Regions from separate parts of the Mus musculus genome. Here regions 1 and 3 are each linked to region 2. Evidence: chromatin loops called from intact Hi-C (ENCODE). Cell type or tissue: gastrocnemius. All regions are shown on one strand. Region 1 holds the start of Tcam1 (testicular cell adhesion molecule 1). Region 2 holds the start of Ern1 (endoplasmic reticulum (ER) to nucleus signalling 1). Region 3 overlaps Tcam1 (testicular cell adhesion molecule 1).

Region 1 (4,000 bases), 210 kb before region 2:
GTAGACCAGGCTGGCCAAAGATGACATAGGCTTTGGTCTTTTGACTAAACTGCTTTTGTTAACTTGTCCAATAAAGAGTTGTCCTGTAGGTGGGTTGATCTCACTTGTGTGCCACAAAGCTTTTGAGCTTTCAGAGATGGTAGCAGGTCCCAAAAATGTCAGGGAAGCAGGGTCTCGAGACCAAAGCCAGCATGAATTACTTATATGAAAAGTAAGGTCTGGATCAGTTACCTAAGACTGTCTGGGCAGAGTGAAGGCTCAGTTACCTAAGAACTAGACCTCCTGGGCAGAGAGAATGGGGGAGGGGGGTCTGTCTCCAGAAAGGCACCTTCAAGTGACTTTGGTTCAGAGCACCTGTTTAGTGGAAGCCATTTGAAAATTAAAGCCCTGAAAGTGCACAAACACACACACACACACACACACACACACACACAACTCTTCTGTGATCACAGTCTTTACATACATAATCTAACAGGCAATCTAAAGTATAGAATCTGCAGACAGTGGAGGGACCAGAGCTGATGTAAAAGAACATGGAATTAGGTCCTAGGAGCTCAGCTTCCCATCCTGGAACATCCCAAGAAACTTCATTTAATTGGCTTCTGGGGCTGCAGTGACAAAGGCTTGGCAAAGAGGAGCTTATGAAGTCTGGAAAGGCTCTTTTGGAAGGAAAAAATGACTTGTAACGTTTACAGCTTTGCTTGGGTTCTGCCATCAGTGTTTGCCAGATGTTTTCTTCTACTCCTAAGCTAGCGTGTCATATCGGCTTCTTTGCTCTGGACTGGGGAATATAACGGCGTTGGCAGTGTGCTCGCCTAGCATGCGTGGAGCCCTGCCTCCCATCCCTAGCACCACATAAAGCTGGGTGTGGTCATGCATGCCTGTAATCTCAGCACTTGGGAGGTGAAGGCCAGAGAAGTGGAAGGTCAGTTTCATTATTGGCTACAGTGTACATAATAAGATCCTGTCTCCAGAAGGTGGGGGAGGGGCTCCTTTGTTCAAAGAGCAGGAAAGCTAAGCCTGCATGAACTGGCCTGTGAATCTTCTGTGGGGTCAGCCAAGTTTGACTTGCTGCTCTGTAGAGCCAAGGCTTGCTGTTATGGTCCTAGTGTTTTCTTTATATCATGTAACAGCATCAGTGTCTGACAACAGAGAATCAGATAATGCACATGAAACAGTGTTACATGGTCAGTAAAAAGGATGCTGCAGGGATGGAGACATAGCTCATACATTAAAGCTGTTTTCCGGTGATATTGGCTATTTTTCTATTGCTGTGACAAAATGTGATGACCAAAGCAATTTAGAAAAGGAAACACTTAAACTGCATGTGGGGGGTGCAGACTTTTGGTCCCAGCACTCAAGAGACAGAGGCAAGTGGATCTCTGTGAGCTCAAGGCCAGCCTGGTCTACAAAGCCGTGTTGCACAAAGACACCCCGTCTTTAAAAACAAACAAACAAACAAAACCCATTTAATTGGCCTTATGGTTTCGAAGGGTTAGAGTCCATGCTAGGGGTAAAAGGCAAGGTGGTGACAACAGCTTAGAGCTTTCTCTTTCTCGACACCACCGTCATCTTCCACCCCCACCCCCATTCTGAATCACGTACTTCTGTTTTCCCAAATCTTTCCTAGCTCCTCAGCATGTCTTCCACCCCATCCAACTGGCTTCCTGCATGGGCCACCCTAGCCAATCCTCTGGCATTTCTTTTCCCCGAGAAAGCAAATCAGAACACTTCCATCCACGAACCCGAGTGTCCTCACTTATCTTCATCAGGGGACTTCAGAATGTAGCTCTCTGGGCTTCTCAGAACTCTCAGGGACTCTGAGCTGAGTCTGAGATAGGAGAGGCGCTTCCACCTTCCCTTCCATCCCGACTTTGGGAACAGCCCTGCTTTGCTGTATCACGCGATCGCAGGATTGCCTGTAAAGGACCCCACCGCTCTACATAGTCTAAACGCCGGTAACTTTTGGGAAAGCCTGTCTAAAGAGCTTAGTGCGGCATGGTTGACTTTACTGTCTGTCCCCACCTAGCTTATTGTCTACCAACAGCCCAAGTATCAAGGCATGACCTTGCACTGGTATTTCTCTTGCCACCAGCTCCCATAAGCAAGGGTTATGGGTCTGCATCACCAAGCCTCGCTCAGTAGCGATTGTCTAGAGACAAATCCGCACTCCTTTCGAAGCAGGAGATGGCTTCCCTACTCTTCTTCCGAAGCACCCAGCTTTTTAAGCTATTTGTTCACGCTTCTCCTCTCAGCCAATCCTGTTAAGAGGCAGAGTAAGCGTCACGAGTTTCTGGGCAGATCAGGGGACTTCGGCGCAGCACAGGCGCACAGCGCCCCTTACAGGAGCACGGACTCAACGGTTGCCGCACGTGGTGGTTTCGAGCGCGTTGGCGATGTCGCTGTTCAGTCTGAGGTCCCCAAGCATCGAGGAAGGTTCGGCAGTGAGGCAAGAGGGGCAAGACGACCGCTTTGACTCAGTGAGGATTTGGGTCCTATTTGGTTTGCTTGGATTTATGTCGGTTTGTACTTGTGAAATCCAGGAGAGGATCAGCTAGCAGGTGGGGGAGTTAGCCAACACGCCTGGAAGTATTTGGTTCCCATCTATTTCCAAGTGTTTTAAATACTGCCGTTAAATGCCTTCAGACTCAACTGTATGCACGCCACTTTCCCAGCGAAGGCTGGCCTTTTGATCCCCCATCCAAGTGTTCCTTCCCACAAGTATTAGTTTATATTTCCTTTGGTTCCACCATTGGTAATTGCTATAACCGTTCCAGTCTGTAGGAACCCATCAGTGGCTAAAACAAGGGACCCTTCCTTCATGGTGTTTATAGTGCAAGGAAGACAGACACAGCCTTTTTTCTTTTTCTTTTTTTCTTTCTTTTTTTTTTTTTTTTTGGTTTTGGTTTTGGTTTTTCGAGACAGGGTTTCTCTGTGTAGCCTTGGCTATCTTGGAACTCACTTTGTAGACCAGGCTGACCTCAAACTCAGAAATCCGCCTGCCTCTGCCTCCCAAGTGCTGGGGTTAAAGGCATGTGCCACCATGCCTGGCCGGACACAGCCTTTTAGTTCAGGGAAGAGAGGCACAGCGGAAACTTGGAAAAATGTTCCTGGCATACCACCACCACCACCACCACAAGCCATTGGCAAGAGAGATCTTTATTCAGTGGCCAAAGATGCTTCTCAATTCAGAGCTGGCTGACAGTAGTGGTCATGTTTTCTGAGACAAAGTCAGGACTTTCCAGGACTCAGGGTTAGGCAGTGCTGTCCCTTTTTGCTAATTTCATGGACTGATGATTGTAGTCACCACTGCTGTAGGTGACTTTAAAGGGGGGTGGGCTCTAGGTCAAGTTAACCCCGTATTATCCTTTTGAACCAAAGTGTTTTCAAATGGTCCCATATATCTGCATGCAACACTGTCTGAAGACAGAGGCAGGCCTCTTTATTCTCTCCAATCACTCATCCAAGGCTGGATTGAAGAGTGCTTTCAGTCTTCAGGATGTTTAGAAAAAAAAAAAAAAAAGTAACCCAGGCAACCATTCTTAACTGTGGTCAGTTGCAATCTATAACTGGAAGACCAACACTGCATTGCTACACTGTGTGACCTTCACAGTGAGTAGCTTTTTAAGTTAACAGAGAACAACTGAAATTAGGGGGAGTTATTTAGGTTCTCTCCGTGGTAACACTTACAGGGCATGGCCACCGTAAATGTGTTAGAGGTGATGTGTAGGATAGGAAAGGAAAACGGACCGACATTGTGGGTGCTGAGGGCTGAAGAGAGAGTAGTCAGGGTAAAGGGACCTCCTAAGAGATGAGCAGAGAGCAAGGGGAGGAGGGGATGGCTCCCAGGCAGAGAGGAGGCAAAGGCTGGAGTGTGGCTCCCGCTTAGGAGAAACCTCAGGAACACTTGAATGCGAATGGGCCTCGAGAACCCAACGTCCAAAGCACAGGATGTGGCTGAAGCCATACCTCACACATCTGGGATAGGTCCTGTCCCACA
Region 2 (4,000 bases):
TTCATTCAGATGATAGCTATCAAGGAAAAGGATAAACAAGGGCATTTCTGGTTGAGATTTCTCTCTCTGAGGCACAGTGTGTTTCTTACATCTACAGTCCTTGGTTCTCAGGGACTTTTCCTTAACCCACATCAAACCAAATACCGACTAAATAAACTTGATATATCTTCGCTGAGCTTTTTTTTTTTTTAAACAAACGCATTTGGTCTCACATGCTGCCAATCTTGAAGTGGTGCCCATGTAAAATTAACCCACATTAGGTATAAGATAAGGGTCTGGGAAGAAAGGGAAAACTCTAGAATGTAACTAACTTATTAAGCACATTCTGGATTGACAAAAGCAGCCTCCAGTGCTTACTAATAAGGATGTTACTGCATTTTGGGTCTTGTAGCCTCGAATGTCAACTAATACTGAGTCAGTGTCAGGCTCAATTAAAAAACACACTCCCTGAAAATCAGAGCATTGCCTCCAGTGCACAAGCTACTCCATCGGTCAAAACAAAATAACCATAAAAGCACAACACTTACAATGAAGGAGTAAAAGGCACTTTGGCAGGGAGAGGAAGAGAATACACACACACCAGCTCGTATGTGCAAGTACCTTCCCTCCCACGCACTAGCTGCCCCCATTTCACAGATCAGGAAACTGAGTCCCTAAAAAAAAAAAATAACTTGCCTGAGGATACAGCTAGCAAGTTCTCAGTTAGACTGGGCTATCTGATGTAACAGCTGCTGTGCTTTGCCCAGCGTCATTGCTGTCTACTCTAAGTATGAATTCTGCTCTGACTTCCACTTCAGGTCTTAAAAATCCTATCTTACTATGTTTGGAGTTAAAGAAATCTTTTATTAGAAGAAAATTCTGAAAAGTAAAAGCCAACCTTTCGACTAAAAAAGTTACAGTAAAACAACCTTTGCTAAGGGCCTGGAATCTTTTATGTGAACTCTGACAAGTCTGCGTTTCTAAGCAGGACTTGAAAATACATGAACTAAAACTAAAGCTAAATCGTTGCTGGCTCCTTCTCCTATGCTGCTGAGTGACAAAAACACTAGAATCCAGCAAAAGCAGAAGAAATGCAAAGCTGTTCAGAAGGAAACCGGGTCCACCTCGGCTGGGAAACTATGAAACGTTCGAGCTCCATGGGAAACATCCAGTCATTCTGTTTATACTCGTTATCTGTGAGCAGATACCAGGCAGCAATCAATCAACCCAAGGTGAAGCGCCCAAGTTCAAAACCTGGTCCTAGTTGTGAAAAGTACATCTTTTCTTTTTAATTAGGAGAAGAAGAAGAAAACAAAACAAAAACAAAAAAACAAAAAACACCTAGGGTCTACCATGAAGAAAACGCATATAAATTTCCGTTTGGAAAAAAACAAACCAACTTGAATTTGAAAAAGTAGACCTTCTTTAATACTTCAGTAGTCTCTAAATTCTAATTTGTTATTCTGAGAGCACAGACAATTATTTACCTACAAGGCATAAGAGTTCAAAGAGTTGGCCGCGGCTGGCCCGCGGGTCTCCACACATGTCAGTCTTCCACCAGGACACCTGGTACATGATATGCCATATTAAAGGGAACACGGTACCTTCAAAGAGGTCATTAAATAGAACCAGCACAAGTGTACCATGCCCACATCCTGAAAAGTGCATTTTAAAAAAATTTTAAAGCCCCCAGTTCTTCCAACCAGAAGATGAAAATAGCCATGTCCGCCTACAAAATGTCCTCTTTAGCCAAAGTGTTCAAATCCTGAGTGGATAAAGAGTTAAATAAATATAAACCGATATTCTTCTCAAAAAAAAAAAAAAAAAAAGCGAAGACGTTTCTGACGGCCCCGCACGTGAGACAGCTTTAAGTTTTGCAGTACAACTCTGGCCCACACACCGGGTCTTTAAAAGGATCCAATGCCCACAGCTTAACTTGTTTAATGACACCTTCACTGTCTAGCAAAATTACTAGTAGGAAGCCCCCTGCCTCCGAATACAAAGAAACCTTCGGGTCAGGTAGGCAGAAACCAGCGGCGGCTGGCTAAAAACGCCGTGCCCATTCCCGGCTTCAAACGCTTTCCAAAGTCTCATTTAAAAACAAAACAAAACAAAAAACTTTCGAGTAAAGACTCAAAACTCCAGTCCACCACCCGCTTCCCCCGGCTTCGGGTGTCCATCCGCGGCCACGGCGGCAGTGCGGGCGCCCACCTGTGGAGACCGCGGGGCAGGTGGGCAGCGCGCCCAGGGCCCGGCCTTTGGGAGACAGCTCCGAGTCGCGCGCGTCCCGGGCCGTGGAGCCGCTCGCGGTCTGCCTCGGCCGCGCTGGCCCCGGAGGCGCCTCCGGAGGCGGACGCCAGTGTGTGGCCGGCCGACGCAGCTCCCACCGCCAAGCCTCCCGCAGCTGCCTCAGCCCAGGCGCCGGGCCTCCCGCCGCTGCGGCCCGGCTCGGACGCCAGCCCCCGCCACCGCGCGACTCTCCTCTGGCCGCGAGCCGGCCCGTCCCCGCACCGCACTCCCCTGGTTACTCACCCCGGGGCCGGGCGGCGGTAGCAGCAGCGCCAGCAGGAGCAACAGCCACCGGGCCGGCATGGCAGGACGTGGCCCTGACTCCGGGCCCCGCCGGCCGGTTCTGGAGCCCGCGCGAACAGAGGGCTGGACGGGGGCGCCGCAACGACAGCGCGGCACCGGCGGAGGATCGGTGGACACGGAGCTGACTGGGCGGCGGCGACACCCCCATTCCCAGCCCTATAAGTGCCTTGTGTCCCGGCTTCTTCCGGTCGGGGCGGGCTTTAGGGCGGTCCCGGGGGCGGGGGCTGTGAGAGGCGGAGTCACTGCCTGGATGGGGAGGAGCCTATGTTGTTTTGTGGGCGTGGTAAGAGTGGGAGGGTGGGGTTAGAGGCCAACGCGGTGCTAGCTTCTAGCTGCCTCCTATCCTGGGCGCTAGAAGCCGAAGACCAACTCTTGGCTTTGGGTATTTGTGGACGCTGTGCTTCTGAATGAAGAAGCTTGTTCGCAAGCCAAGGGAAAATGACATGTTGCCCCACAGGAAGTCCCACTCGCCCGATGAAGAACCCGAGGCGCCAGGCTTGCCCACAACCCTCCGTCTCCCTGCTGCCGGCCACCACTTACAAGGGTTGTCTAAGCGACCTCTAGAGCAGAGCAAGGGTTTCAGCAGCTGGCGGAAATTCGACCCTGAGACGCAGCCTTAGAGTTCACTGACGAGGGTCCTCCAGCTGTGCCTCATCCAGCCCGAAGGCCCCTTTCTTCCCTAGCCTTGCCCCTCAGGAATTCCCCGAAAGTCATGTCCAGCAGCCATCCGTTCCTCTCGGGATGAACAACAGCCAACTCATTCACCAAAAATTATAAGGAAATCATGCGGGCCTCTCGTGTCACATGTGTTTATGTGACCTTTGTAGATGTGGCCTGGTGAAGCTTGAGAGGACATGTGTCACAACTCTTTGGAGGTGGGCTGAGGACTCCAAGGTCTATTTAAGGGTGTGGATTATTAATCAGAACTAATGAGCCCAATAAGTTGTTTGGTCACTGGGTCCCAAGCTGCCCTCCTCTGAGTTGGAAGAGGGAGAACTTGTTTATAATAGGAAAGACAAAACATTCAGTGCTCAAGGAAAAAGTAGCTTATTATTCTAGTAGAAAAAGGGAGTTGCTGGGAGTGTAGTTCTGTTGGTACAGCACTTGCATAGTCTGCGAGAGAGGTACTGGGCTACATCTCCAGCCCTCCCAATATTGGATGTGTTGCCTCACACCTGAAATCCCAGCACCCTGGGGGTGGAGACAGGATCCGAAGTTCTAAGTAATCCTTGGCTACCTAGTGAGTTTGAAGCCAACCCAGATTATGTGGGGCCACGGGAGAACCGGAGCAAATTCTCTGTTTCCCCTGGCTTGCTCCTTTGACAGCCCGTTGGAATTTTCAGGTTTTTGAAGAGAAAAGGTTATCCTAGGGGGGGAAAAAACCGCAAAGAGGTAGTATATGATAGGTAGGGATTAGGGGTGTGTTGGG
Region 3 (4,000 bases), 200 kb before region 2:
CTGGGACTACAAGTGTGTACCATCACACCCGAACTAACTTTGGGAGGGCAGCTTTAATGTAGAAGATAGACTATCTCCATGAAATCGGTCTTAGGGTGCCACACTCCGAATCCCTTTCTGTTAGAGGCGGAGTCCCAGGTTTACTCTCCCCCTCCACAAGAATTGCCTGTTTTCATCGTTGTCGGTGCCACAGAGTCCCACCTAGAATGGAAGTACTCAACCCCACGGCAGTGTGCTTAACACACAGATGGGACTCTGTTCTGTCACCGGAATTCTCTGTGACTGGCTCACCCTATGCAGTAACAGCTCAGCTTCTTTCACTGTCCTTTGGAAGGACTGTCCGTCTAGATGATGGCTTGAAGTACATCAAGCCAGGTCTTTGCTCCAGAGCTGTCATGAAATGTCTACTGAGATATTAGCTGTGGCAAAATAAAATAGGCTTTGTGAATATGAGTTTCTTTTCCCGTTATCGTAAGTGAAGCTTGTGTTATGTTAAGCATAAATGGTTGCGTTTCAGAACTTTGAGGATAGCTTTTAGTTGGTAATGTGAGCAGCTAGCCTACAGCAAGCGATGTCTCAGTTCCAGTCAGTGGCCTGTTTTTCCTGCTCTCAAAACCAAAGCTCACACTCATGCCCAGTTTCCACCTTGCAGATACTAGCTAGAAATGACGCAGCATCAGATACCAAAGGGTGTCTCCCTTTCTTCCTGGACTATCCTGAATCTGAGGTTAAGGATTTGGTGTAAAAATCATCCTTTGGGGGCTGGAGAGATGGTGCAGAGGTAAAGAGCACTGACTGAGCTCAGTTCTCAACAACCACGTGGTGGCTCACAGCCATCTTAATGGGATCCGATGCCCTCTTCTGGTGTGTCTGAATATAGCTGCGGTGTACTCATATAAATAAAAATAAATATTGGGAGGCAGAGGCAGGTGGATTTCTGAATCGAGGCCAGCCTGGTCTACAGAGTGAGTTCCAGGACAGCCAGGGCTACACAGAGAAACCCTGTCTCACCCCCCCCCAAATTTTAAAAATAAAAATAAAATCTTTTTAAAAAAATTATCCTTTGGTTTCACCATACAAGGTAACAGAGGCCCCGTGGCAAACAAAGTGTTTGTCTTTGCTTCTACAAACTTAGAATCTGTGAGGAATGTGCTCACTTTTTGTTGCTGTGACAAATATCAGGTATGTCAACCCACAAGAAAGAATGATTTCCACTATAGTTTCCAAGTCTTCAATTTGTTTGGGCTTGTGTAGAGGCAGTATATTCTGCTGGAAGCACAGAGGGGGCCTTCCACTTCATGGAAGAAGGAAGCAAAGAGAGAAATACAAAGGGGCTGGAATTCTAAATTCCCTCTGGACATTTCACTAGGTGCCATCTTGTTTCATGGCCTCCCAATTGTGCCATGGTCGGAGAACCCTTAAGACATGGGCCTTAGGGGGAACCCAGGTCTAAACTGAAGGCACATTCATTTCTATGACCAGAAAAGTGTGGTTTGTTTAGAGAAAGTCTTAACTCAGGACCTAGAATGTATTTCAAATTTGTAAATCAGTATTCCCAGAAAGGCCTTCGCAATGCCAATTTCCGCACCGAGTTTGGTCGTTCCTCTCCAAGTCATCTTCTCGAGGTTAGCATGTGGGAAAGTACATTAGGAAGCAGATTTAAGACGGATACACAGATCACCTTAATCCAGGGACCTCAGCAGTCTTACTGTCTTGGATTAGCTGCACCAGGCTTGGTCAGCAGCAGTCACATTTGCAGATGCCACCTAGGGCACATAAACCCAAACGCTGACGGTGACATTGGCTTTGTAGGCCCAGCAAGGGGAGCTAGTGGTTTAGACTGCTGTGACTTCTCACTGCCACATGGTGCCACTGTTACCAGATGGCCCTGCGAGGCCCCTGTTGGGCGAGCTGCCAGGTATCTGAGATGATCCTGCTGACTCCGGCCCGGCTTTCCATGTGACATCTTTCAGAGGTTAGTGTACTGGCTGGTTTTGTGTGCCGACTTGACACAATCTAGAGTCATTACAGAGGAAGAAGCCTCAGTTGAGGAAACGCCTCCATGAGGTCCAGCTCTAGAGCATTTGCTCAAATAGTGATCAACAGGGGAGGGCCCAGCCCATTGTGTGTGGTGCCATCCCTGGGCCAGTGGTCCTGGGTTCTATAAGAAAACTGACTGAGCAAACCATGAGGAGCAAGCCAGTAAGCAGCACCCCACCATGGACTCTGCATCAACTTCAGGTTCCTGCCCTTGAGTCCTAACTTCCTCCATGATGGACTGTGATCTGGAAATATAAGCCGAATAAACCCCAACTTGCTTTTAGGTCTTGGTGTTTCATCTCAGCAATAAAAACCCTAAATAAGACAGTACTGGTGTCTCTCTTCCATAGTTACACCTTTTGTTTTATTTCTGAGACAGGGTCTGTCAGTGTAAACCTGGGTGGCTTGAAACTTGCTATGAAGAGTATACTGGCCTTTAATACATAAAATATCTACCTGCCTCTGTCTTCTCAGTACTGACATTAAAGTTGTGTGCCACCATACCTGGTACATAAGCCTAGACTTTGAAAAACCCCAAAGACAATTCTTAATAATATTGGCACTATTCCTTCCAAGACAAAGGACAGGAAAAAAATTCTGCTAGAACTCCATTCCTTGGTAAACTCTCAAGTTTGGGACCAGGGCATCCCCAGAAAGGGTATAAATGTCCCGTATCTCAATTAACTGTCAAAACTTGACACAGCTTAATGTCACCTGAGAAGAGAGTCACAATTGAAGGGCTTTTCCCAATTAGGTTATCCTGTGGCCTGTCTTGGGGGCGGGCTTATTTATGTACTAATGTAGGAAGGCCCATCCCACCATGGGCGGTGCTATTCCCTGGGCAGGTGATCCGAGGCTGCATAAGAAAACTGTCTAAGCACCAGTCTGAGCAAACCAGCAAGGAGCTATCCTCCTCTTCACAGTTTCTGCCCTGCCCTCCCCCAGTCAAGGACTGAAACCTGTACGCTGAACAATTCCCTTTCCTCCCTAAGTTGCTTTTCATCTGGTTTTATCAGGGCAACAAAATGAAACTACAACACCAGCAACTGAAAACTCAACACTGACCTTTACCCAGGCCTAGACTAGGTCCCTCCATGTCCTGAGCCATCTCTCAGCCAAATGGGGTGGGGGCGCATGGGGAGGAAGCTTCTACCAGGTCATCAGCGAGATCTGTAGCACTTGTATTACCTCTTCAGGACACACTAAAGAAGACATGGGAAGACTAAGACCAGGCTAAATGGCTTCCTGCTTTGGGAAAAGAGAACTCACCTGCTAGTGCAATTCAAAAGGCCATTAATTACTCTCCTTAACCTGGCACTTACCATGTTCTAAAAATCTCTCTCAGTCGGGCGTGGTGGCACACGCCTTTAATCCCAGCACTTGGGAGGCAGAGGCAGGCAGATTTCTGAGTTCGAGGCCAGCCTGGTCTACAGAGTGAGTTCCAGGACAGCCAGGGCTATACAGAGAAATCCTGTCTCAAAAAAACCAAAAAACAAAACAAAAAAAACCAAAAAACCAAACTCTTCTCTCTCTCTCTCTCTCTCTCTCTCTCTCTCTCTCTCTCTCTCTCTCTCTCTCTCTCTCCCTCTTTCTCTGTGTGTGTGTGTGTGTGTGTTGGAAAAAAGTCTCCCTGTGTAGCCCAGGCTAGCCTCAAACTTACTACCCTACACCCTGGAATGATGGCCTCGAAAGGATTCCAGCCATTTTGACTTCAGAATCACCTGTAACATTGCTGGTCCTACTGGTCAGAAAGCCAGAGACTTCTACTCCCAAGACAGACAAGGGTCAGATATTCTGACCTCAGCAGCAGGCAGCTCTGGACACTGGGCCCCTGGTTAAGAGATGTGCTATGCTCTGAATTCTAAATTCCCCCTACACATGATATGTTTGAATGCTTGGTCCTCAGCTGGCGACACTGTTTTAGGGAGCCCATGGAATCTTTGGGTTAGAGGGCTTGCTA

What was found. A loop is a pair of places that touch in the nucleus more often than their neighbours do. Peaks named below come from ENCODE experiments on the same cell type or tissue, not always from the same donor. Only the 100,000 strongest peaks of a DNase experiment are listed, where the experiment ranks them.
Region 1: it touches region 2 in a loop (2.0-fold over the local background); 4 of 42 quality-filtered maps call a loop at or near these places.
Region 3: it touches region 2 in a loop (2.1-fold over the local background); 4 of 42 quality-filtered maps call a loop at or near these places.

The regions. Positions count from the first base shown.
Region 1 is chr11:106,274,314-106,278,313 of GRCm38, forward strand. It overlaps Tcam1 (testicular cell adhesion molecule 1), which reads left to right and starts at 2,409. Exons shown (of 8, transcript NM_001379686.1): 1 at 2,409-2,480. In gastrocnemius, a CTCF peak has its summit at 2,347; a DNase peak (open chromatin) is centred at 2,309; H3K4me3 peaks cover 796 bases; H3K27ac peaks cover 1,750 bases.
Region 2 is chr11:106,485,106-106,489,105 of GRCm38, forward strand. It overlaps Ern1 (endoplasmic reticulum (ER) to nucleus signalling 1), which reads right to left and starts at 2,691. Exons shown (of 22, transcript NM_023913.2): 1 at 2,512-2,691. The coding sequence starts at 2,571. In gastrocnemius, a CTCF peak has its summit at 2,168; DNase peaks (open chromatin) are centred at 2,263, 2,775 and 3,749; H3K4me3 peaks cover 2,337 bases; H3K27ac peaks cover 2,227 bases.
Region 3 is chr11:106,287,690-106,291,689 of GRCm38, forward strand. It overlaps Tcam1 (testicular cell adhesion molecule 1), which reads left to right. Exons shown (of 8, transcript NM_001379686.1): 8 at 1-448. Among named protein-coding and RNA genes, the nearest start is that of Gh, 12 kb to the right of the region's middle. In gastrocnemius, a CTCF peak has its summit at 1,860; a DNase peak (open chromatin) is centred at 1,903.